Linked DNA regions of Homo sapiens: all the other regions are linked to region 2. Evidence: chromatin loops called from intact Hi-C (ENCODE). Cell type or tissue: endothelial cell of umbilical vein. All regions are shown on one strand.

Region 1 (8,000 bases), 560 kb after region 2:
GACAATGTGATGAGGGCCCGAGGGTAAGTCACAAACATTTCTTGCATCATAACTGGCTTACCTGGGGGCTATTGTGAGGTCTGAGTTTAAGACATTGAATGATCCCCTGGGGTGAAATGGACACACATTACCAGGCTCCTGGTGTGTTGGAGTCGAAGAGAATGGATAGAGAATGTGGCTGGGAGGCAATCTGACCATGTCACTGCCACTGAAAAACCCACAAGACTGCTCAGTTTTCACAAGAGGAAGACTCAGTCAACTAAAATCTCTCTCACTGGCTTTCACTAGTCTCTTCAGCCTTAGCTCCTCATGCTTGATCAACGCCACACTATCCATCATTCTCAAAACAAGCGTCTGAGCTATTGTTCACAGTCCCCTCATGTGTTGAATAACTCTCTTATCCTTGGCAACTTGCTTGTCTCTCAGGACCCAGCTTAATTGTTGCTTCCTCTGAATGTCTCCTTGCAGAATAAATCACCCTTTGTCCATGTTCTCATAGCACTCTCTGCCTCATGCTATGGTGCTTTCTCACATAATGACTTGCTTGGTAAGTCAGATTTCTTGGTAAGTCTGTCTCTCCCTCTATTGAAAGAAGGTACCAACAGCATCTTATTCTTCTTTGGTGTGTGGTTGTCAGCATAGGGCATGGTGTAGGGCAGATGCTCAGTTTGCTAACTCAGTAAACAATTGTCCTGAGACCCTGTTCAAAGGTGTGGTTAAGAATGGCACTGGTGGGAATTGATATTGCCAAAACTCTATGGAAGGTAATTTGGCAATATGTATCAAAATTATAAATGTATTTGCCCTTTCACCCAGTTATGTGTACAAAATAAATTACTCCCAAGGTTGGTCAGTGTGACTTTGTTTGAGGTGACAAACCTCATGGCAAATTCAAATACCCATTAACCAGTAATTGGTCAGAGAATTCTAGTTAGCCATACAATGGAGTATAGGACTATAGGAGTCAAAAAGATCAAGGAAGGAAGACCTTTACTTATATGGAAATAACTCCAAGAAACATAATCAAATGCAAAAAGCAAGATGAAAACATATATAAATTCTAGAATACTCTTTTGTGTTGGGGAGGGAAAAAATAAGCATGTATATATTTGTATTTGCATAAAGAAACCAGAATAATACACAAAAAACTAGTAAGACAGTAGGTATTCAGCAGATGAAGAAGTGGTGGGAATGAGCCATTTCATGGTATACATGAAGATATTGTCTTGAATGTAGAACCACATGAATGTATTAGGTATTTGAAAACATAAATTTAAAAAGTAAGGAAGCAGCTCATGGAAAAAGATTGCCATGTTATCGCTGACAAACACAGGTCCTAAAACTCCTTTCCCTTACCAGAAATCCATGGTGGATATTAAGAGTTGGGCCAGTGTTCAGACCCATGTAGGCACTAAAATACAGAGGTACTTTTCCAGTTGACACAGGCAAATTCAGTTACCTGGACCATCTGTGAGCCTGGACATCAGCAGAGGGCCTCTGAGCAGTGAAGAAAATGCCTTTTGCAGTGCATTCATTGACTTTCCCATGTGTCCCACACTCAACTGCTAATTAAGTGACCTTGAGCAAGCCATACAACACCTGGCACATCATATGCATTCAACAAATATTTGTGGAACAATCGATGGGATTGTTGGACTCCAATTGATGGAATATCGTGTACCCATTAAAAATTGAGTCTAAAAAATTTTCTGTAATATGACATAATGGGATGCAAAAATAGGCAGAATATAAAACTTATATAGGGTATAATTTGGATGCTGTAAAAATACAAATATGCAAGAGGAAAAAAAGACCAAAAGGAAATACACAGTGATACTAAGGTTACTTCAGGCTATGGGCTTGTGGGGATATTCCAGGGCTGATGGTGCATCAGCAGCCTGGTCAACTCCAGATATTTAGATGGAAAAGTTATTGCCCTGCCACAGCAGGTACAGACAGGTAAAGGTGTCATTGTCAGGGTCCAGCTCCTCCAGACTTCAGAGAAAACGAGGGTGAGAAAGGATACACCTGGGCGGGGTGTCACCACAGCCATGAGGCTCTATACTGTGGGAAAGTCTGCTTTTCTCACACCTGGTTCCACAAACTTCTGCTTTTAGCTCACTTCCTTCTCTCCTTCTCTTTCATTGTCATTCCCAGGCTTTTTGCTTTTGTTTTCTTTTACAGATATTTCCCCTCAATTGTTTTTACATTAGGTTTTATTCTTGACTTTTACCTGGTTTTGTCCTGACTTGTATTCATAGACATCAATCTCATCTCCTGGTCCATTTTCAAATTCTCTTGAACTGCCTTTCACATCTGTCTTTCATCTTTTACTTCATGTTTTCTTTATTTCTTTGTCTTGTAGACTTTATCTTTTATACATATTTCATTTATTCTTAATATTTATAATTAATATTTGTACACACACACATACACACATATATATAAATATATATACACATATACATATATACTAATCATATGAGAGAGAGATTTATTATCTATTATTTATTTTAGGGAATTAGCTTACATGATTACAGAGGCTAGCAAGTGCAAAATCTGCAGGGTAGGCTGGCAGGCTAGAGGCCCAGGAAGAAGTCAGTGTTTCAGTTCAAGTCCAAAGGCCATCTGATGGCAGAATTGCTTCTTGCTCAGGAAAAGTCAGTCTTTTGTTCTATTCAGGCCTTTGTGAGGCTCATCCACACAATGCAAGGCAATTTGCTTTGCTCAAACTCCACCGATTTAAATGTTAATCTCATCCCAAAACACTGTCCCAGAAACATTCAGAATAATACATCATACCAAATACCTGGGCCCCATGGCCTAATCGAGTTGGCATATAAAATTAACCATGACACCTACTTATAGTTCATAGGTTTTTAATAATTTGTTTAAATGTATTATAGTTTTAAAATATCAGGCTTTTCGTTTCTATACATAATTTTACCCATTATTGAACTTTATATTAACAGATTCACATAGTATGTGTTCCTTTGTGTCTGCTTTGTGCCCCTTCTTATGAAAAAAAAGTTACAATTCTCTTACTGATATGCTTGTACATTCCTTTTTATTGTTGTTTAGCATGATGATGCTATGATTTATTTATCAGTCATCTGTTGCTTACAGTTGGGTGGTTTCCGATTTGGGGAGCATTCTTCTACATGTCTCCTTGGGATTACGTGCATGCTTTTCTCTACCAATTCACATTCCCACCAGTAGTGTATGAGAATCCCTGTGGATACTCATCTTGCCGATACAGGTAGATTGGTTATGGTATCTTGGATGGTTTTCATTTACATTTTTCTGGTTAGAAATAAAATTGAACACTTTTTCTATTGGCCATTGAGATTATTCTTTGTGAAATGTCTATTCAAGTCTTTTGCTCACTATTTTCTAGTTTTTGTTTTCTTATTGATATGTTAGATTTCTTTATATGTTCTTGATATAGGCCCTTTGTCAGTTAAATGTGTTGCATATACCCACTCCTACTCTGCAATTCACCTTTTTACTGTCTTTAAGGTGTCTTTTGATGAATGGAAGTCCTTATTTTTATACTAGCTGCACTCTAATTTATCAGCCTTTCCCTTTATGGTTAGTGCTTTCATGTCTTGTTTAAAAAATCATCTCCTACCTCATGATACTCTCACATATTATACACACACATATACACATACACATACACACACATAGATACACATACACACATGCAAATACATACACACAGACACATACACACAGAGAGATACACACACACATACACAAATGCATACATACACATACACATACATATACACACATATACACACACACACAAACACACACACAGACACATATACACACACATATACACATACATACACATACACACAGAGACACATAAACACACACACATACACATACACACACCCAGAGACACATACACACATTCACACAGTGATATTCTCCTATGTCACTCTCTAAAACCTTTGATATTTTTTTCTTTTGAAGTTTGTTAACGTCTTATCCTCATTTTATTAACTTTATTTTTCCACCTTATTTTCTTTTAAGCATATTTTGCAACTTATTTTTATAATGGCTATCAAAAAGTGTGACGGTGTGTGAATAAGTCATACACAAAACCCTGGGGACTCCTCACCCTCTGGCAGCTGCCCCTGCAGCCATCCCTGGGCTCTGGCTCCCTCTGGTGGATCTTGCAGAGGCTGGCTCTCCAAAGACCCATCGGCCATCTCCCTCTCTCCAAGGCTGAGTCTATGCAGGTAGCCGCCTTGAAGCGTGGAAATGGTGCTCCTTCTTAACATTGCATGAGATCCACACCTTGTATAAGGAGCTGTGCTCTTTAAAATCGTAGTCTCCTCTACAAAACCACCAGCTCAGGGCACACCACATTCTGGGAAGTGTCCTCTAGGTCAGTGCTTCTCAAACATTAATGTGCGTGTGAATCTCCTGGAGGTCTTGTGGAAATGCGGAGTCTGATTCTGCAGGTCTGGGCCAGGACCTGCACCTCTAACAAGTTCCCAAGAGAAGCAAAGTTGTGACTCTCTGTGTAGGTCACTCAATAAGAGGTGATCCTCAAAGCATGTCCCTGGGCCAGCGGTGGCAGCAGCAGCATCACCCAAGACATGCAGACTGTCAGGCCCCATACAGAACTACTGAGTCACAATCTGCATCTCAGCCAGTTCCCGGGTGAATGGCAGGCGTGGTAAAGTGTGAAAGGAATCTGGCCCGGGCAATGTTCTCATCTGCTGCCTGTGAAGGATCAGACAATGGACAGCCTGTGCAGAGCACCTGTGGACAGAATTCTATGGGTTCCACAGCAAAGTGCCTCAGACGTCCCGGTTTCCAGGCTGAGCCTTCACCCTTCTTGGCATGAAAGGGTCCTTTGATGCCTAGTTTCCTCAGTCTCCTTCCTTTCGGCACAAGGGTTGAGGAGACCTGGCTCAGTCAGCCTTGTTCCAAACCATTACCTAGGAATGGGGTCAGCTGTGCCTCTTTGAGGAGCCTCTTTTGAGAGGTTCACCCAGAAGAGTGAGACCCAGGAGCAGGAGAGGCCAATTCTCATTTAGCCCTCTGGGAGTGGTTTCAGCCACAATGAGGTGTCATAAGCTTGATCTTTGCTTCTTCTGTCTCTCTTAGGGGAGCAGATTATTAACTGGGGAAGTCAAAACCCTAAAAGGGTGATTTTCATCAAACTTCAGATTCTAGTCAACAATGCTGACATTCCTGCCCACATGTGTCTTTTATTTTCCCCCAGAATTTCTGCTGGGTTCTTTGCAGGCCCTACCAACAAGCACTTTCCCTCTGAGATGGAGTCTGTCCCAGTGGGGGCCAAGCAGATGAAAAACAGCATCAGGGCTCATGAGGAGAGATCTTCTCTAGCCTCCCTTGGCCAATTAAATGGAGATCATTGTCCAACACCATATTATCTTTCTGAAAGGAGACCTTGGGAATCCCCCTGTGGTTGCCTCTGCTGCTATTAAAATCCACTGAAGGGCATGAGGAATTCTTTTTTGAAGTACAGGAGGGCTTGGGTTCTTGAATTTGGAGAGGTAATATGGTAGGCGTTCATCTTCACGGTAAGGCCAATAGATGCACATTTTAAGAGCCAATAGGCTCGGCCAGGCACGGTGGCTCATGCCTGTAATCCCAGCATTTTGGTAGGCCGAGGCAGGTGGATCACGAGAACAGGAGATCGAGACCATCTTGACCAACATGTTGAAACCCCGTCTCTACTAAAATACAAAAAATTAGTCAGGCGTGGTGGCAGGCACCTGTAGTCCCAGCTACTCGGGAGGTTGAGGTAAGGGAGTCGCTTGAACCCCGGAGGTGGAGGTTGCAGTGAGCCGAGATCATGCCACTACACTCCAGCCTGGCAACAGAGCAAGACTCTGTCTCAAAGAAAAAAAAAAAAAGCTCCAAAAAATATGTCTCTAGATGCCTGAATTTTCTCTTTAGAAATGTGGTCAGTTGAGGGCACAGAATAAAACCCTGAGGTATTAGTTGACTTTTCTGATGGGTTTTGATGCCATGATCCTAATAAAGAGATACTAGAGTATGATGGTCAACAGCATGGGTATGAAGTCACTGGCGTGCTAGTAAATGTTAACAACCGGCTCTCTGAATGAAGTTGACAAATGTAGCAAATAAAAATACAGGGCATCTGTTAAATTTGAATTTCAGATATGTCTCATTTACTTATACAAAGAATTTTTCATTTTTATTGAAAATTCAAATTTAATTGGGTATCCTGTTATTATCAGGCAACCCTATTTCTGGGGGGGGATGTGAGCAGAGGGGTGCCTCTCGCTACTTGCCAGCTTACTATCTCTTTTTCTTTTTAACATTAATGCCTATGTCATTCTTTTCCTTCCAACTTTTATTTCAGATTCAGGGGGTATGTGTGGGTTTGTTATACGGATAAATTATGTGTCACAGGGGTTTGGTGTACAGATTATTTTATTGCCCAGGTAATAAGCATAGTATCCAATCAGTAGTGTTTTAATCCTCACTGTCCTCCCAGTAGGCCCTGGTGTCTATTGTTCCTTTCTTTGTGTCTGTTTGTACCCAATGCTTAGCTCCCACTTACAGGTGAAAACATGTGATATTTGGTTTTCTGTTCCTGCATTAATTCACATAGGAGAATGGGTTTATTCTTTTAGGTTGACTCCATGTCTTTGCTATTGTGAATAATGCTGTGACGGACATATGTAAGCATGTGTTTTTATCATAGAATGACATAGCTATATACTGAATCACGGGATTGTCAGGTCAAATGGTAATTTTGTTTTCAGTTCTTTGAGGAATCTCCAGACTGCTTTCCACAAAGGCTGAACTAGCTTACATTCCCACCAGCAGTGTACACAGCTTACTGTCTCTAGGGAGTCATGTAAACTGGGAAGCCTCTGTTTCATATGTACAACTAGGATAGTAATATGACCTGTCTTAGAGGGTAGTTGGGAAGATGAAGTGAGAAGTTACATTCATGGAAATGCTCAATAAAGAGCTTGAGGGTCCTGGATTGTGGCAAATACTAGTCTCTGAATATTCATTGCATCACTCCAATCGTCACAAACAAACATTTTGGTCCAAGAAAGGGTGGAGTCCACCATTGTCTCTACCCTCTCCAAGGAACTCTTGTTGAGTTCCTGCTCTCAAGTGGAATTTATTCTTGACAATCCTGTTGTGTCTTCTGACAAACTGGACGAGGTTTGTCTTAGCGTAGCCTTGTTTCTGGCAAGGCAGACAATATCTGCTTAGTCTCTTCGACAACTTTCATCTATCTAAAACATTCTAACCCCAAGGGGGCATTCGTCCTCCCTGGGGAGCTGGTGGGCTGGACTTGTAGTAGGTTTCTGGAGCCAGTGATGAGTCTAATAGGTTATTTTTATTTTAGGGACAGATTATTTATATCTAAGGACAAATATTTCTAACATTTTAAATTTCTTTTTGTAGTTTCATTGAGGTATAATTGATACAAAATAAATTACACATATTTAGATATAGAATCTGATGGGCTTTATGTATATAAACAACCATCCTCACAATAAGATAATGAATATATCCATCATCCTCCAAAGCTTTTTCATGCCCTTTGTAATCGCTCTCTCCCCTCACCTCTGTCCCACAACCACTGATCTGTTTTTTGTCACTATAGATTACTTTCCATTTTCTATAATTTTTAATAAATGGAATCACACAGTGTGTACTCCTTCTAAAAAATAAACTTTTTGATTTGGAATATTTTTAGATTAATCGACAAAGTACCCCACGCTATATATGTGGAGGCTGTGCATCGTCTCATCCCTCTGATGTAGGCTGTGCCTCCTCTGATCCTTCACAGGCAGCAGCTGAGGGCGTTGCCCAGGCCAGCTTCCTTTCACTCTGTACCACGCCTGCTATTCACTCGGGAACTTGTTGAGATGCAGATTGTGACTCAGTAGTTCTGGGTGGGGCCTGAGAGTCTGCATATCTTGGGTGATGCTGCTGCTGCCGCCACTGGTCCA
Region 2 (8,000 bases):
ACAGCTTTTATTTCTTCTCTTGCTTCCAAATCATGTAGTTTATTTTTTTTTTTTCTGACTGCACAATAAGATTTTTTTGTCTTCCCTCTATGGGTATGCATAAGTGAGTTCAACCACCTCACAAAGGTTAGTTGAACCTTTATTTAAGCAGGTGCCTTATTAAAAACTGAATGATAGGTTGGGTGCGGTGGCTTATGCCTGTAATCCCAGAGCTTGGAGAGGCCAAGGCAGGGATCACCTGAGGTCAGGAGTTTGAGACCAGCCTGGCCAACATGGCAAAATCTTGTCTCTACTAAATATGTAAAAAAATTAGCTGGGCGTGGTGGCAGGCATCTGTAATCCCAGCTACTTGGGAGGCTGAGGCAGGAGAATTGCTTGAACCTGGGAGGCGGAAATTGCAGTGAGCCGAGATCGTGCCATTGTACTCTAGCCTGGACGATAAGAGTGAAACTCAGTCTCAAAAAATAAACAAACAAACAAAGACTGAATGATAAAGTGGAGGAATTATTTTTAATTTAGAAAATGGATCTCCCAAAAGTCTTCTCTGAATAACAGAATTCCTTTGTACCTTTAGAAGGTACTTTGACATTCATGAATCAGATTTGTGAAGCCAGCACCCAGCGTGCTGAGTGAATTGGGGTGCACCTTTACATTTCTTCAGAGCCTTTGAGTTTCCATTGTCTGTCTGGCTGCTGTTGGGGTTGAACCACATGAACTGCCACATTGGCAAGTGTCAGATATTGAGAATTTCATACGGTTCACACTCACACAAGATTCTGTTCTTGTTTTGGTTTTTCATGCTTCTTGAGCTGCTTTATCTGTATAGGCAGATTTTGACTTTCTGAATAAATAATCTTGGATATCCAAGATCAGTCTCCTTTTATCCCTTGTGTCTCCACCCCTGTAGCCTCTGTAAACCAGGACTCATCCCCAGAGAGCTCAGGACATAAGGAAATCTTGCCCCTGGGCCCGCAGAGCTGCTGGTGATGACCAGGCGTGGGGATTCATAACTTGGACGATCCAAGCCAGACCAAAGCCTCGCCTATGGTTTTGGGATGGTGTTTATCACTTTTCCCTTGGTGAATATTTTCCTTCCTGCTTAAGTTTTGCTTGTGCCAAATTTGAAAATAACATCCCTCCTCTGAGCACGGGCTCTCTCTGTGAAGGTAAAGTGGATAGACGTGTGCCAGGGAAGAGCTGACCAGCCAGTTCAGGGTTAACTGCGCAGGAGCCCAGCGCCCGCTGGAAATCTGCAGATCAGCTTGTTTGGGGCTGCTCACGCTCTCACGTGAACTGGCTGGTGCTCGAATGCTGGTGGATCTCACCAACGACCAGAAATATCTGGATGTGCCTGCCTCGGAGCTTCCAGCCAATTCACAAGCACCTCTCAGCACCTTCTGATTTTGGCTTTGGGGCTTTTCAGTGGCTGCCTCTGAGAGACGCCTGTTCTATCTCCCATTGCTGAGTCTCATTTTATCAAGTCCCAGGCCTCCGTGGGACTGGCTGTCCAGCATTTGTATCAACCAAGCCTGGCTCTCCAAACCCACAATTTCACAGCACTTTCCTTTCTGCACTTTGCATCTCACCTTCAGCATGACCTGAGTCTTCGGCCTTAACGCTTGCCCTATTATGTGATCATGTGCACTTGGGAATTTCGGAAGAAAAAAATCAAGAGGCCTGGGAGGAAGGGCTGTTAGTGCTAAATGCCTTCCAGATGGTGATGTGAAATGGGAGATAAGATGCTGTCACCCATCTGGCCAACAGGACTGATGTGTTTGGCCTGCACCTTGGGGGCTGTTATCACCCTCCCGTGACAGCCTGGGCCACTCTGGTGTTTGTCCTTGCACAAGGGCTTAATTTGGCAGCTCCAGCCAATCTCTGAAATGAAATTTGCTATCAGTTCAGTGAGGGATCTGCCTAGCGGGACTCAAAAGCCCTGACCAGGGAATCAAAGGACAACAGCTGCTGACGGTGTCTCACTGCGGCCGGATCTGCAGGGCTGTCGGGCTGAATGTGAGCCCTGGAGCTGTGTGTGTGGCTGGAGACTGCAGCCGAATGGGCAGTGGGACCAGTTGTTGTTTGTGAGGACCTTAGCAAGGTGCTAACTCAGGGACAGCAAACTCTTCAGATCCATCGTCTCTGATCCATTGGTAATGGTTCTCTAGGGATCTGTGTTGCGATGGATTCTGAGGTCTTGTCTAGCTGGGCTTAGCAGGAAAGAACGCCTTGATCAATAAGTCATGGCTGTCTGCTGAAAGCGTGGTGGTTTATATGCTGTCAGCTCTGTCCTAAACAAAAAGAAATAGCAGGTTGAACTTAAATCAACATATCCTTCCTCTTCCAAAAATATAAACACTCTACATGAATTTGAATTCAGCTTCTTCGTTATTCCAATAAGGTTTGGAAAACACTGATTAACTCCTTAAATGGAAAAAGGCATCCCAGATGTTTAGCCCCAGGCTAGCTTTCCGCCAGAGGAAGACAGCAAGATAACTCTAGCAGGTGGAATGAGACTACAGAATGTGCGGACCCCATATCAGTGCCCTGCTCTCTCTGGGCTGGGTTTGGCAGCTGTCTGGAAGGTTCTGCAAAGGCCTGGGATTGGTCCTGGGCATTTGTTCAGGGCCCGACTTCCTGAGAACAATGTCTTTAAGAGGAGTCACTGCTGGTCACGGGAGGCTTGAACGCAGATGGGAGCTGACTGGGGTTGTTGGTGAGGAGCTGGCTGCCGGCTGCCCCTACCTGCTTACTCGCTTTGCTTGAGCAACATTGCCCTCTGGCAGCTCAGGGGGAGTTCAAGGGACCTTGACTAGGCTCCTGGAGGACCAGCTTCCGAATGCCGTGGAAAGTCAGGGAGGGCTTTACTCAGTGGAAGGACCTGATCAGAACTTGAGTTGGGTCATTCTGGTGGCTGTGGGGCCTTGGATCTGAGGGGACAAAACGGAAAGCAGGCACAGCAGGATAGCCCAGGAGTCCTGCTCAGAGAGGGCAGATTCCAGAAGGAGAAGGAGGTGACTCAGCAGGAAGGGGTGATGAGGGGCATGGGAATGAGAGAACTGGAAGTCAGTGCCAGGGCCTGGCGGGCTGATGGTGCCACTACCTTGCTGGGAAAATTGGGGGAGGAGGAGGAGGGTCAGGAGGGAAGAGGAGAAGTTCTGTTGGGCCCAGGAGGTGTCTGTGGGGGCCCATGTGTTAGCGCTTGGGCTTGGATGGTGAGTCACTGAGTGTTTCCTCGTGGGAGCCTGACCTCCTCGGCCCCTGGGTATGAGCCAACAGGCGGTGGAAGGAGGGGGGCGCCTTTCTTAAATGAGCTGTTGAGTCACACTTGTTTGATGCCTTTGGCTAACGGGACCCAGCCAGCGCAGGAAGGGTGTGGCCATGGCAGTTGGGACCAACAGAAGGAAGGGAGGAGGGAGCAGCCAGGTGGCCCCTCAGGAACAGGAGCAGCTGTGGGTGTTAAGGGCAGGCGGGGGAGCTTGGTGAGTGAGCCTTGGTTGTGCTGCCCCAGGGTGTTCTCAGAGATGGGGCAGGTGTAGCCTTGGGCATCTGCATCAGATCCCAGGGCTGTCAGCTGTCACAGAGCTGGCTTTGTTGTGATTAGCAGCGGGCCACAGATCTAAGGTAGCATCTCCCCCCCACCCGCCACTGTTTTCTAAGACAGAGATCCTTCCTTGCAGTTTGATAAACAGTACCCTTAAATCACAGAACCACAAACAATACCACCTTTCCACAATTTGCATTAAACTAAGTAAAATCTTGGTGGGATGTGTGTGGTGGAGGGGGGAGCACAGCAGTGTAATTTCTTGAGAAAGCGAAGTTAGACTAGTAGTTTGCGTTTGTAAGTGGTCCATTTGCCGATTATGAGTACATGTCAGCCTCCAAAGTGCAAAATAGCTCTCTTAAGGAGCTTAAATGCCTCTGGTAGTTTGCATTATTCATTTTGAGTCATTCTTTTACAAAATGATTAATTTTAGCCACTGCCCAAATTGTTGCAAATAATAGTTTGACAAAGGAGGCCAGTCACTCCATCTGTGAATCCACTTTGCTGTTTTGCTGGGTTTCCTCCAAGCACTTGTAATTTTTGTTCCCCCGTGGATTGGTCTGCTCTGGGCTTTCCTAGGTCGTTATTTCTTGGGCTCTGTTTTCCTCTGTGGAGCCCCGAGGGAGCAGGCAGCATGGGTTCCAGCCCTGGCTCTGCTCCCACACTTGGTTGCAGCCAGTTGGACACTTGGCGGTATCCCCTCTGCCTGCTGTGGGCGGCCTGGCCCAGGGTTGCGATCCTGCGGTGGATGTGGCAGATGTGGCCCCTGTCCTCGTGGAGCTCTGAGGCCAGGACGGTGAGGGGCTGGGAAGTGCCTGCTGGACCTGCAGAATCTGCTAAGCTGTGACCAGACTTATGGGCAAGACTGAGTCCTCTGTCCAGTGTACAGTGTGGGTGCCTATGGCAGCTGCCCTTCAGACCAGGGTGCTAGCCTGTCAGGTGGACCTCGAAGAGATGGAGTGAGCAGACATAGCAGCCCAGAGGCCCACGCACCCTGGACTCCTGCAATCTGGGAGCTCCCTGGAGGTGTTTACCCGCAGAGGGAAGCAGTGATCCCTCACTGCAAGGGCTGTGACGCCACAAACCCCAGCTACCACCTCAGGCTGGGTTTCAGGCCGTCTGTGCTGAGTCTTGTATTCCAGCCTGGCTACCCCAAGACACCTTCAGCCTGGCCAGTCCCACTGTGGACCAGAGCAGGGATGGCTGGAGAGGCTGGGAGGGTACCACCCTGAAAGCTGTTCCCAGGCTTTAGTCTGTGGAGGCCGTTGCTAGCCTTGCTTTTTGCCAGTGGGGAAAATCAGAACCTCTTCTGCACTGCAAGCCTGTGCCTTTTGGCTTTTGTGGGGAGTGGTCTCCAGTGCTACCCCCGGAGGCCCCGCACGCTGTGGTTCCCTGGCTGTCCAGCAGGGGGCACTCGTTCCCTACTCGAGGGCCACACTCCGTCTCTGAAACTCATTCCTCCCCCAGGACACGGGTGGCCCAACTGGTCCCGGGGCAGGTTCCCGAATTTCCCATCATCCTTTTCCCCTGGATTTTTCTCAGCCTTGGGATTTGCGGGCAAAGCCTGGGGAATTTGTAAAGTTGTATTTTAGTTCTCACCTTGTAGAGTTTCATTGCCTATCACAAACGAATAGAAATCATCATAAAAAAAATCCTCTCCTCTAAACAAAAATCAAACGAGAAAACTCACATAGCGTGTCCTGGACACCTGAGCTGCCTCTGTTAAAGAAACCCGGTTCTACAGAAGCTTAAGGAGGGAGGAGCTTAAGGGCCTGGCCTGGGAGCCACTTCGTTGCAGCCACAGGCCCTGCTGTGCAGAAGTGGAGGCCTGGATGGGGAAGCCGGGGAGCCAAGTGCTGGGGTTTAAAGAGTCCATTCCATGTGTGGGCGGGTGGGTTGGGTGGGGTGAATGGGGCCTGATGAATGTGCCATTAATGAGCCCAGCACCATGTGGAATAATTCCCTCATTGTGTCCCCAGCATCTCCCCAGCTGCTGCCCATGCGGGTCTTCCTCCCTCGGCTGCAGAACACATAGTTTCGCCATCTGCCCCAGCTGGTGACAGAGTAGAAGCTTCCACTCCCTCCTGCCCAGATCCGGCCAAGGACCTCAGCAGGTATTGCGCAAGTCCCCCTCCACAGCACCTGCCCCCGGAGAGCAGGGGCCTGGTGGTCTCTGCCCCCTAGGTCTTGGGGTGAGCCGCATTTAGGATGGTAACAAGGTGGTGACCATTTGGCCCCGTGAGACCATGTCTCTGACCCTTTGGGCCATAGCCGATCTCAGGTTTACCCTTGCCCACCTGCTCCTCATGTCACAGTGGGAAGCATGGTGTGGGCGAGTGCGTTAGGGTTCTGCACAGAAACAGAGCCAATAGGATGGATAGATGGATGGATGATCTATATGTGTATGTATTTATATGTATATATATATGCAGAGAGAGGGATTTATTTTAAGGGATTGGCTCATGTGATTGTGGGGGCTAGCAAGTCTGAAATAATGCAGGGCAGGCTGGAGAGTAGGGAAGAGTTGTTGTAGCAGAGCCCCAAGGCCATCTGCTGGCAGAATTCCCTTTTCCTTGGGGAAGGTCAATCCTTTTCCTTTAAGGCCTTCAACTGATGGGATGAGGTCCACCCACATTATAGGAGGTAATCAGCTTTACTCAAAATCTACTGATTTCAATATTAATCTCATGTAAAAAATATCTCCACAGTGAAATTGAGACAGGTTGGATCAAATATCTGGGTTCAATGGGCCAGCCAAGTTGACACATAAAGTTAATGATTAGAGCAAGTATTTGGAACTCCTGTTTCCATGCAAGCAGTTGGTTTTGATTATAAATCATTAAAGCCTCCTAAAGAGCATTCTTGGACAGTATTTTGTAGAGAGCCAAATGCATCTGGGTGTGCTGAGAACGGCAGGCCTCGGTCCTCAGGGAGCTCCTGCTGGCTGGGAAGCACACAGTGCTGAAAGCTAAGCCATGGTAGAGGGCAAGAATATAAGGGGTGCCCAAAGCGTAGACAACCAGCTGCCAAACCAGAGTGTCGGGAAGTAGTAGAGAAATCAGAGGAAGGGAACATCACCACATGCAGATGATATTCTAGAATACCGGGTAACAGTAGGGTGGGCCCAGAGCTGGACCAGAGTCTGCCTTATCTGGATGATGCCACCTAGACCATTAAACTCTTCTCTGTCCTGTATCTCCTGGCATCTACCTGCAGCTCTGTTGGTCCTGAGTCCCAGAGGGACTTTCCATCCTTCAGATTGTTGTTGGCAGAGCAGGAACATTTGTTCCACCCCTCTTGGATCCACCGCAGTGCCTGGTCTGCCATAATTCTTGGCCCAAGGACAAGGAAATGTATGGGAGGTCTGCTTTTCTGCTGGTGAGATAGCACAAGCAGAGGTTGGGGAGCAGGAACATCCCCAGCTGTTTGGGGAAACACCCTTGGTTTGCCTTGGACATAGTAGGTGCACAACCAAAATGTGTTGGAGAAAGAAATACAATTACTCTTCTCAAATATTCTGCCCTTCAGTTTCTTATAAAGGTAAACATAAATCCACAATATGACCCAGCAATCCCATTTTTAGATATTTACCTATGAACGATGAAAATATATGTCTACCTAAAAACTTGTATGCATGTATTCTTCATAATTGCCCCAAATTTGAAACAACCCAGATATCTATCCACTGGTGAAAGGATCAACAAATTGTGGTATATCTATGCCAAGGAATATTACTCACCCATAAAAAGGAACAAGCTATTGATTCATGCAACTAAATTGATGAATCGCAAATGCATTAGGCTAAGTGAGAAAGACTGGACTCAAAAGACTACATTCTACATGATTCAGTCTAGATGAGATTCTGGGAAAGGCAAAACAATAAGGAATGGAAAACAGATCAGTGGGCACTGGGGGCTGGGATTTGTATTGACTACAAATGAGCATGAAGAGATCTTTGTGGGGGGTGATGGAAATGTTCTGTAAAATTTGTGGAACTATATACTTAAAAAGAGTGAATTTTACTATTTTTTGGTATGTAAGTTATACCTCATTTTTTTTAAAAGAACTTATCCAAGGGCTAGAGTAGATTTTTGATGAAATCTAAAATAAAAATTTCAACCTTCAGACCTTTTGCTGATGCAGTGTTAGGGTCAGAGAGCATCTCTGGTGCCTCCTGGCACCAGCAGACACAAGTGGTACCCATTTGCTCTATGTCTTTCTTTCCTGAGGTCAGATGGGCTCACGGCTCTCAACCTGTCATAGAAGGCACACTGGGTGATCTCACCTTTAGCCCTGGAGCCCACTCTGTGTGGGTTGCTTCTGAATCTCATTCATTTACACATCTGAGCCATTCAGCAACATGAACTTGGGATTACTCTGGGCCAATCACTGTGCTAGGGACAGGACACAGAGGTCTGGAAGACAGGCACCGTCCTGCCCTCAAGGAGCATCCAGTGCT
Region 3 (8,000 bases), 86 kb after region 2:
GGACTTTCTCAGCCTCCCTAATGGCAGAAGCCCCTTTACAGCAAGACATTTACCGTTTGTCTGAAAATAGCCGAACTGAGCCTTTTCTTCAGGCTATATGAGAAGTCTCTAGACAGTGGGCACCGTCAGAAAGCCCAGAGCCTTGTGATAGCTCCCACCCTGCCTGGCTCAGATCTTCCCATTTTTTTCCTCTGGCACTAACCTCACCTTTTGTTTTTTTGTGTTTGTGTTTGTTTTTGTTTTTGCAGAGTTGGATTACAGAAACTCCTATGAAATTGAATATATGGAGAAAATTGGCTCCTCCTTACCTGTAAGTTCGTCTGCCTCGGGCCACTTAGGGGACTCGCTTTCCTGCCTTCAGGGGCCTCCTCCCCTGTGCAGAGTGTCTCTGGGAGCTCAGACCCCAAATCGAGTGTTTTCTGTGTACACAGCTTCCCGGGTGCACAGCAGTGATGGACTGGGGCTGGGGGGTTGAGGTTTGTACTCAATCCACTTCGTTTGACATTTTCAGGGAGAAAATGATAGAATACAATTAGACGTCCTGCAGAATTACTTTCCTAGACTGAGAAAGAGCTAGAGATTTCTTTAAAAAAAAAAAAAAAAGAGGTGGTGATGGTTTTTCAGGTATACGATTAGCTGTTTTTGAGAAATTGTTTTAATTAACTGAATATTTTCTCTGGGCAATAAGCCTTTCTCCCTGGTTTTTCATTTTAAGAGGTTATGATGGGCACTGTCTTTCCTGGCATAATACCTGCTGCCCTAGGGCATGTTATTCCAAGGGTGACCTCTTGCTGTTGTCAGCGATGCCCTCGGAGACGTGTGGCACACAGGAGGGCTTGCTTGCTTACAGCACTACGTGGCCCTGGATATGTTGCTCTTTATCTTTCTTTGCATTAGTCATAGATGCCGGGGTTACTGCTTCCAAACTGCAGGTTGCTGTAAGTTAGACCTGAAGGTTGGGTGGGAGAATGTCCCCATGCACAGGCTTAACTCATGCGCCACGTCAGTGAGATCACAGCTTCCTGAGTAAAGCACATGGGCTTTGTCATCATCCCCTTGTGCGTTGCTTAAAGAGCTTAGCTCTGTGGCCACACCTGTGTCCCCAGTAGCTGAGGCCATATACATAATACTGAGGGCGAGACATTTTACCGCTGAAGGGGAACTGTCGTGTGTTTTGAGATCTTTGATTTAAATGGATTGAAACCACAAGGGGCCCCTTCCTCTTGTGCCACCACCCACTGCCTGGTGCGTTGGCAGGCCTCGCGGATGAATTCGTGAGGAGCATGCCCTGCTCAGGAACAGCAGAGCCACCCAGAGATTTCATGGCAGTGCAGAGCAGCATACCTGCCGGCCGTTGCAGGGACTTATTTGGGGACCCCAGCAGGGCATGTGGAGGGGGTCTTTCAAGGTCTTCCCATCACTGAGAGATGCCAGTCCCACAGCCCCTGTTTCTAGTCCAGCTGAGTTGCTCTCCAGGCCCTGCCCCTGCCCTGGGCTCATTCAGCTATGGTCAGCCCAGGTCTAGGCTCTTGCCCTACCTCTCTGTTTATCTGCAGTGGCCAGCACAGCTCCTGGCCCAGAGAGCGTGCTCAGTAAATGTTGGTGAATTGAACAAAGTCCAGCTCACCAACGCCGTGGCGTCTTCTCCCCTGGCCACGTTCCTACTTGAACTCAGTTGTACTTTCTCTGCATCCTCCTTCCCTCCTGGCCTCCCCACCTCACTCCTAACCAGGCCCCACTTCCTCCTCTCTTCCTGGTGGCTCCAGAACAATGAAGGCTTTTCCCTGATGGGTTATTTGTTCTCTGTTGAAGAGTGCTCCAGTTTTCATCTCCGTTGCACGTTCAGGCCAACTGTACCCAAGCTGATATGTGATTTTGATCCCTGCAGCAGGACGACGATGCCCCGAAGAAGCAGGCCTTGTACCTTATGTTTGACACTTCTCAGGAGAGCCCTGTCAAGTCATCTCCCGTCCGCATGTCAGAGTCCCCGACGCCGTGTTCAGGGTATGACTTCCATGATGAGAGAGTTACACATCATGCTGGATGTTCTAAAGCCTCTGAGCACCTTCATGCTGTTATTTTGACTTCATTTCAGTGCATAGATTCAGGCGGCTGACATGCCACATATTTTTTTTTTTTTTAATAGAGACAGAGTCTCACCATGATGCCCAGGCTGGTTTCAAACTCCTGGGCTCAAGGGCTCCTCTCACCTCAGCCTCCCAAAGTGCTGGGATTATAGGCATGAGCCACAATACCTGGCCAGCCCACACTTCAGTCTCTCTGAATGTCCACAGGGACATAAACGCATTGGTTTTGTTACTGGCTACCCTTTGGACTAAAGTGAAATCCTTCAGCAGTTGACTGTGTGTCCCACTCCCTATAATCTCGCCCAGTGCACACACACTTTATTCCATCATTTGTCTAAAGGGGGACACTGTGGCCCAGCATTCAAAGCTCGAATCCCACCTGTACCCCCTCCTGGTTGTGTGACCTGAAGTGAGGTACTTGCCTCTCCTGGGCCTCAGCTTCCTTGAATGTAAAGTAAAAGTAATAATGAAATGGACCTTGCAGGGATTTGATGAAGATTAAAGGAGGCTATCCGTCTTCCAGAGCGTCCCCGAGCTGTGTGACGGGGAGAGGGCACTCTGTCTACCAGAGAGATGCTGTGTGTAAAGCTCTTGTTGAAGTACCTGGCACACCTCAAGTGCCTGGTAAATGTACATTATTGATATGGGTGTTCATGTTTGCATTTATGAGGGCTGATGTTTGGAGCAGTGCATTGTTTGATCAAGTAAGTGTGGGCATTGCTGTGAGATTTGGACCAGCCTATTTTTGTCTGCCTGCCCCTTTAAGCAGGAGTAAAAGTGCTTGCATTGACTTCTCAGACTTACAAAAGAGACTCTGCAGGCTGCCCAGGGTGGTGAGAACAATGATGATGGTGGTTATGTTGTTAAAACAGTAGTGGCACCAGGTGACAGGTACCACATTAAGTGCTTTACAGGCATGCAGCATCTCATTTAATCTTCACAGAGAGGTCCATTGTCTCCATCTTATAGAGAAGGAAATGGAGGCACGGTATCCAGTCACTTTCCCAGAGTCCACAACCAAGCAGCGGGTGGTCTGCTGAACTGCAGAGCTCGGGTCTGTAGCCAGTGGCATCTGTGCTTCTGCCCCTCCCTTGTCACTTGGTCCTGGGGTGACTGCCCAGCCTAGAGGCTGCATGGCCACTGGAGACCTGGCTCATATCCCTCTGGAAGTCCAGGATTCCTTGTGATATTGACTTGGTCAGGGCATCCTGGTTGATTTCAGTGGGTTTCCCAATGAGAAGACTAAAGAAAGATGCCCTTTGCTTCCCCCAGGTCAAGTTTTGAAGAGACTGAAGCCCTTGTGAACACTGCTGCGAAAAACCAGCATCCTGTCCCACGAGGACTGGCCCCTAACCAAGAGTCACACTTGCAGGTGCCAGAGAAATCCTCCCAGAAGGAGCTGGAGGCCATGGGCTTGGGCACCCCTTCAGAAGCGATTGAAATTGTAAGTGGAGTTGGAGGGCCCCAGATCACAGGGGATGAGGTGTGGGCCAGCTGCGTATTGTCACCAAGAAGGCCAGGCCTTCAGAGCAACACTCACCTGGCACCTGCCATGGGTCCCACCCTGACTCCCTGACCACAGAAGCCAACCTGGGAAATCCCATACCATGAGGATGAGGGGAAGGTTCTCTATTCCCACCAGTATGGTTTTGCATTTCCCACTTAAGTACTTTATATGCCTTCAGGGTTATTTAGTTTCCATTTTTTGCCACTTAGGACTAGACTGTTGCTTTAGGGCAGTCGTTAAGCAGTCCTCTGCCGCTTCGTCCTTGATGGCAGAGGGCAAGGGACCCTTTTTTGGGAAACAGTTAGTTTTCCTGGGACTTAGTGATGGGAATTTCTCCTGTTCAAAACCAGGACTTTTCCTCTCCCCAAGCCCTGTGGGGTCTTGCAGAGCAAACAGAGCTGAGCTGAAGGCCTCACCTACCCCCCAGTCCCTGCACAGCACACGTGTCACATGGCCTTGTGCATTCCCCAAAGTAAGCGATGCCCATGCCACGGTCTTCCACACATCTGAAATGCACCATCCTTCTAGGTGAATTTTAGTTTTATTTCCTCTACCTCCCGCCCAGCAATCCCCAAGCAGGTGTGAAGCCCTTGATTTAGTGTGTTATTTTTGTTGTTCTGTGTTAGTAGGCCATTTCTCTTGTGCATCAAATGTTTATTGAGCACCTACTATGTGTTTGGCAGTTGGATGCTGGGGTGGATACTAGAAAAACAATAGCAAAAAGAGGGTCTAGATGTGAATCAATCTCTCACATGAATACTCTGAAGCACACGTCCATGGTTCGCCTTCTACAAAGCTGGCTTCTGATTGTGAAGTCTTTCTGATCTATCAGAAGACACTTTTTCATTTGAAATCATCTTTCCGTGATTTAGAAAATGACCTTTACCAAAACCTTACTTCATATATATATATATTTGGAAGTATTTCTTGAAGAGTTATGTTACGTTTGGAAAACCCACCAGCTAACTGGCCTTTCACCTTCCGCTGGCTAGCTCCCACTCACTGACCAGGGAGTGAGGGTGGCGTGGGGGTGGGAGGACACTGAAGGCTATGCTTTTGGGGAGGGGGTCGGGTCTGCCAATCTCAAGATGTGCATTGTCAGCATGTGGGAATTAGTCTAGATGAAACCACAAGTAATGGCAGCTAATTGATACTCTCTTTAGCCTCAAGGCAAAAATGTCCAGCAAATGGCTGCATGGCCCTTGCTTGGAATCAATATCACTCTCTGTTCTCCTCTATTTTTCTTGTGTGTCCTCCTCTCTGCCGGCTTTCAGACAGCTCCCGAGGGCTCCTTTGCCTCTGCTGACGCCCTCCTCAGCAGGCTAGCTCACCCCGTCTCTCTCTGTGGTGCACTTGACTATCTGGAGCCCGACTTAGCAGAAAAGAACCCCCCACTATTCGCTCAGAAACTCCAGGTTTGTAGCCCACGTGTGACCTTTTGGGAGTTTGTCAAAACCTCAGTAGAGAATGAACCCCCGAGGCCCAAATGAAATAAGGCAGGATTTGATGAGGAACTGCCGAGAACGTTCCCAGTGACATATCTTCCCCTCAAAGGATGGTATATGTGACGTTCTTTCCCCACGATACCAAAGTGATGTAAATTGTGTGATTACATATTGAACAAACCATTTCTATTTCAATTTACAAACTGGGCCCAAATAGTCATTATTTAGAAGCATTGATAGCCCCCAAAGCAGTTTCTGTGATTTATTCACTGAACCAAGAATATTAGATCACCACTGAGCCAAGCCGTTTATATATACGTGGCTATCTCAGACTCCCAGTGAGATAACATCTGGGCTCAGTCTTGCATCTGGAACCAAAAACAATGATCTACTCTGTGCTTTAAATTTGACAACTTAATTTGATATCCTCTAGACTAGGGTGTTCAGAGCAAACCTAGAGAGATTGTTAACAGCCATCTGAGAGATGCAGCTCCATTCATGGAAACTATTGGCCAACTTTACCTTAAGAAAGAAAAAGGGAAAGAAATGAAAGAAAAGAGAACAGTAAAAATTTTGATCCCATTTTGAAAATCATTTCGTATTCAACTGCACAATACTTCCTGACAATCAGAAGGGTGATTTTTAGAAAAGGAAATTAAATGCTTATTTCATGATCTGCTGAGGTGCTAATTGTGAGAGAAAGGCGGAGCGCGTGTTTTTCCCGAGTGCCTGTCATGACACATTTTCGTGGCACGTTCATTTCTCGGATGTGGAAACCATTGACGTCTGTCTTGATGCATTTCCCTGCGGTTTGCCCACACTCCCTGTGGGCAGGAGGAGTTAGAGTTTGCCATCATGCGGATAGAAGCCCTGAAGCTGGCCAGGCAGATTGCTTTGGCTTCCCGCAGCCACCAGGATGCCAAGGTACCGGTTTGCTGCTGCGTGCGCCACCTCCTGAGAATGTCATGTGTGCCGCTGGGGTCCAGAAGCTGCTTTGCTAACCATCCGCCAGGCGGGCATCATCGGTGTCCAGCAAAGAGTCGTTTCCAAAAAGCTGAAAGCGTCACTCTTGCATAAATACACACTGAGCACATAGCTAAGATCCATTTAAGTCGATAATGCTAAACCGCGGGATAGTAATGCTGGTTAAATGAGAGAGAATACAGAGACCAATGTATGGGTCAGTAGGGTAAAGAAGGCTAGCCTAAGATGGCAAAGTTGGATAGAAAACTGGTTAGCACCAATTCAACAGAGCAAAACAAAATCATGACCTTTGAGGGTTTTTTTTTTCTACAGATACCATTTGCTTCTCTATTGAGCAAACATAATTTGCAACTTTTCTATTTTCTGCAAGTTAACATCTGACTTTGTTGAGACAAGGCCCTAATCAATAATACATAGTAAGTGAAACCAAGACATTTGATAATATTCTAGACCAGGCTTAAGCAATTCTTTCTGTAAAGTGCAAATGATAAGTATTTCCAGCCTTGTGGGCCGTACTGTCTGGCACTGTTCCAATAAAACTTTTATTTGTCTGTTTGTTTGTTTGTTTTTTTACAAAAAACGGCAGTGGGCCATTTGGCCTGTGGAGTTTCCCAATTCCTAGTTTTAGCATGGAGTATGACATTGACAGGGCATGCAGAAATCTTTTCGCCTGGCTTCCAAGTTTGGGGTAACTTTTATTAACAATTTGAATGAGTTGCTGATGACGTGCAGAACGTGTGTTTGCCCCTGGACTGCCCATGCAAACCTTGGTCTCTGAGGGCGGCCTCGTTCCCACCCCTCACCCCACCCCAAGTTGGACAGCCCGATGAACCTGGTGTGTCAGACTGTGCTCTGTGGCTTTGAACAAGTAGGTGAACCTCTTCGAGCCTTAGTATTGCCGTTCGTGAGATGAGGCCAATAATAGCCAGTGTACAGGTTGCTGTGAGGATGACAGATGTCTGGTGTGCGGAGAGTGGCACCATGCTTGACACATAGTAGGTGTGTGATAAAGGAAAGCTGCTGTTGTTAGCTGACACTTCCCTCTTGCTTCTGTTACCTGATCAGGTGCTCCCAGCATCTCTCCTCGGTGGGTGGATCCGGGTCCCATTTTACAGATGGGAGATGGAGCCACTTGACAGTGATTCACCAGCCTGTTGGGGACTAGAACTCAGGTCTCCAAGTGAGAGGCCCCTCGCTGGGTGTGGTGGTACACACCTGTAGTTCCAGCTACTCGGGAGACTGAGGTGGGAGGATTGCTTGAGCCCAGGAGTTCCAGGTTACAGAGAGCTGTGATCACTTGATTGCACTCCAGCCAAGGTGACAGAGCGAGACCCTATCTTTTAATTGAAAAAATACAAATGGGAGCCCCTGGCCTGCCTGCCTGGAGTAACAGCTCATCTGCAGGGGGGCAGTGAGGTCTGTGTCTCTCATCCTTGGTACAAGAGTAGGAGTTCCGGCTGCTGCTCCAGCCCTGAGGGCCCCGCAGTGAGGTCTCCTTGGCCATACCCAAAAGAGAGACCCCTCCCAGAGACAGTGGGTGCTTACACTGTGGGTGTGCAGGCTGGGAACAGCGAGACCCAAGGCAGGGACAAGAATGTCAATACAGATTGGGGATGTCCTCGTTCTTGTTGCCAAACCATAAGCTTAGGTTGAATTTCCATGAAAGCGAGATTTTTAGAAAGCATGAAGCAGTGAGGATTTTCCCCCCACTAGATTTATTTCTAGACATCCTTGGGGCCTAAAGACAGAATGAATTGCATGCAGTTTGGCCACTGTAAGTACCATGTATTCCTGTCCAGAGTTTGAGGTGGAATTGAGCATGTTTGGTGAGTAGCTCAGGGTGGATATGGAGTGTGCTGAGTGCTTTGGTCCCCCTGCCACCTCCTTTGGAGAGCGGCCAGAGATGACTGTTGGCAAATAATGGCCAGGAGTTGACTTTTTGTCAATTACAGGCTGTTCTCAGAATATGTGCCCCAA

The links. Hi-C counts contacts between places; a loop is a spot of excess contacts. Peaks named below come from ENCODE experiments on the same cell type or tissue, not always from the same donor. Only the 100,000 strongest peaks of a DNase experiment are listed, where the experiment ranks them.
Region 1: it touches region 2 in a loop (15-fold over the local background); 6 of 110 quality-filtered maps call a loop at or near these places.
Region 3: it touches region 2 in a loop (2.3-fold over the local background); 18 of 110 quality-filtered maps call a loop at or near these places.

The regions. Positions count from the first base shown.
Region 1 is chr10:122,699,844-122,707,843 of GRCh38, forward strand. It overlaps C10orf120 (chromosome 10 open reading frame 120), which reads right to left and starts at 3. Exons shown (of 3, transcript NM_001010912.4): 1 at 1-3. In endothelial cell of umbilical vein, a CTCF peak has its summit at 4,190 (motif pointing left); a DNase peak (open chromatin) is centred at 4,178; H3K27me3 peaks cover 204 bases.
Region 2 is chr10:122,138,052-122,146,051 of GRCh38, forward strand. It overlaps TACC2 (transforming acidic coiled-coil containing protein 2), which reads left to right. Exons shown (of 23, transcript NM_206862.4): 7 at 5,521-5,655. Among named protein-coding and RNA genes, the nearest start is that of BTBD16, 130 kb to the right of the region's middle. RefSeq lists enhancers at 3,103-3,397, 3,123-3,417. In endothelial cell of umbilical vein, a CTCF peak has its summit at 4,909 (motif pointing right); DNase peaks (open chromatin) are centred at 2,700, 3,000 and 3,260; H3K27ac peaks cover 3,718 bases.
Region 3 is chr10:122,224,478-122,232,477 of GRCh38, forward strand. TACC2 (transforming acidic coiled-coil containing protein 2) reads left to right here. Exons shown (of 23, transcript NM_206862.4): 12 at 249-310; 13 at 1,889-2,004; 14 at 3,360-3,531; 15 at 4,869-5,009; 16 at 5,874-5,963. Among named protein-coding and RNA genes, the nearest start is that of BTBD16, 43 kb to the right of the region's middle. In endothelial cell of umbilical vein, no CTCF peak of the experiment used is centred here; no DNase peak of the experiment used is centred here.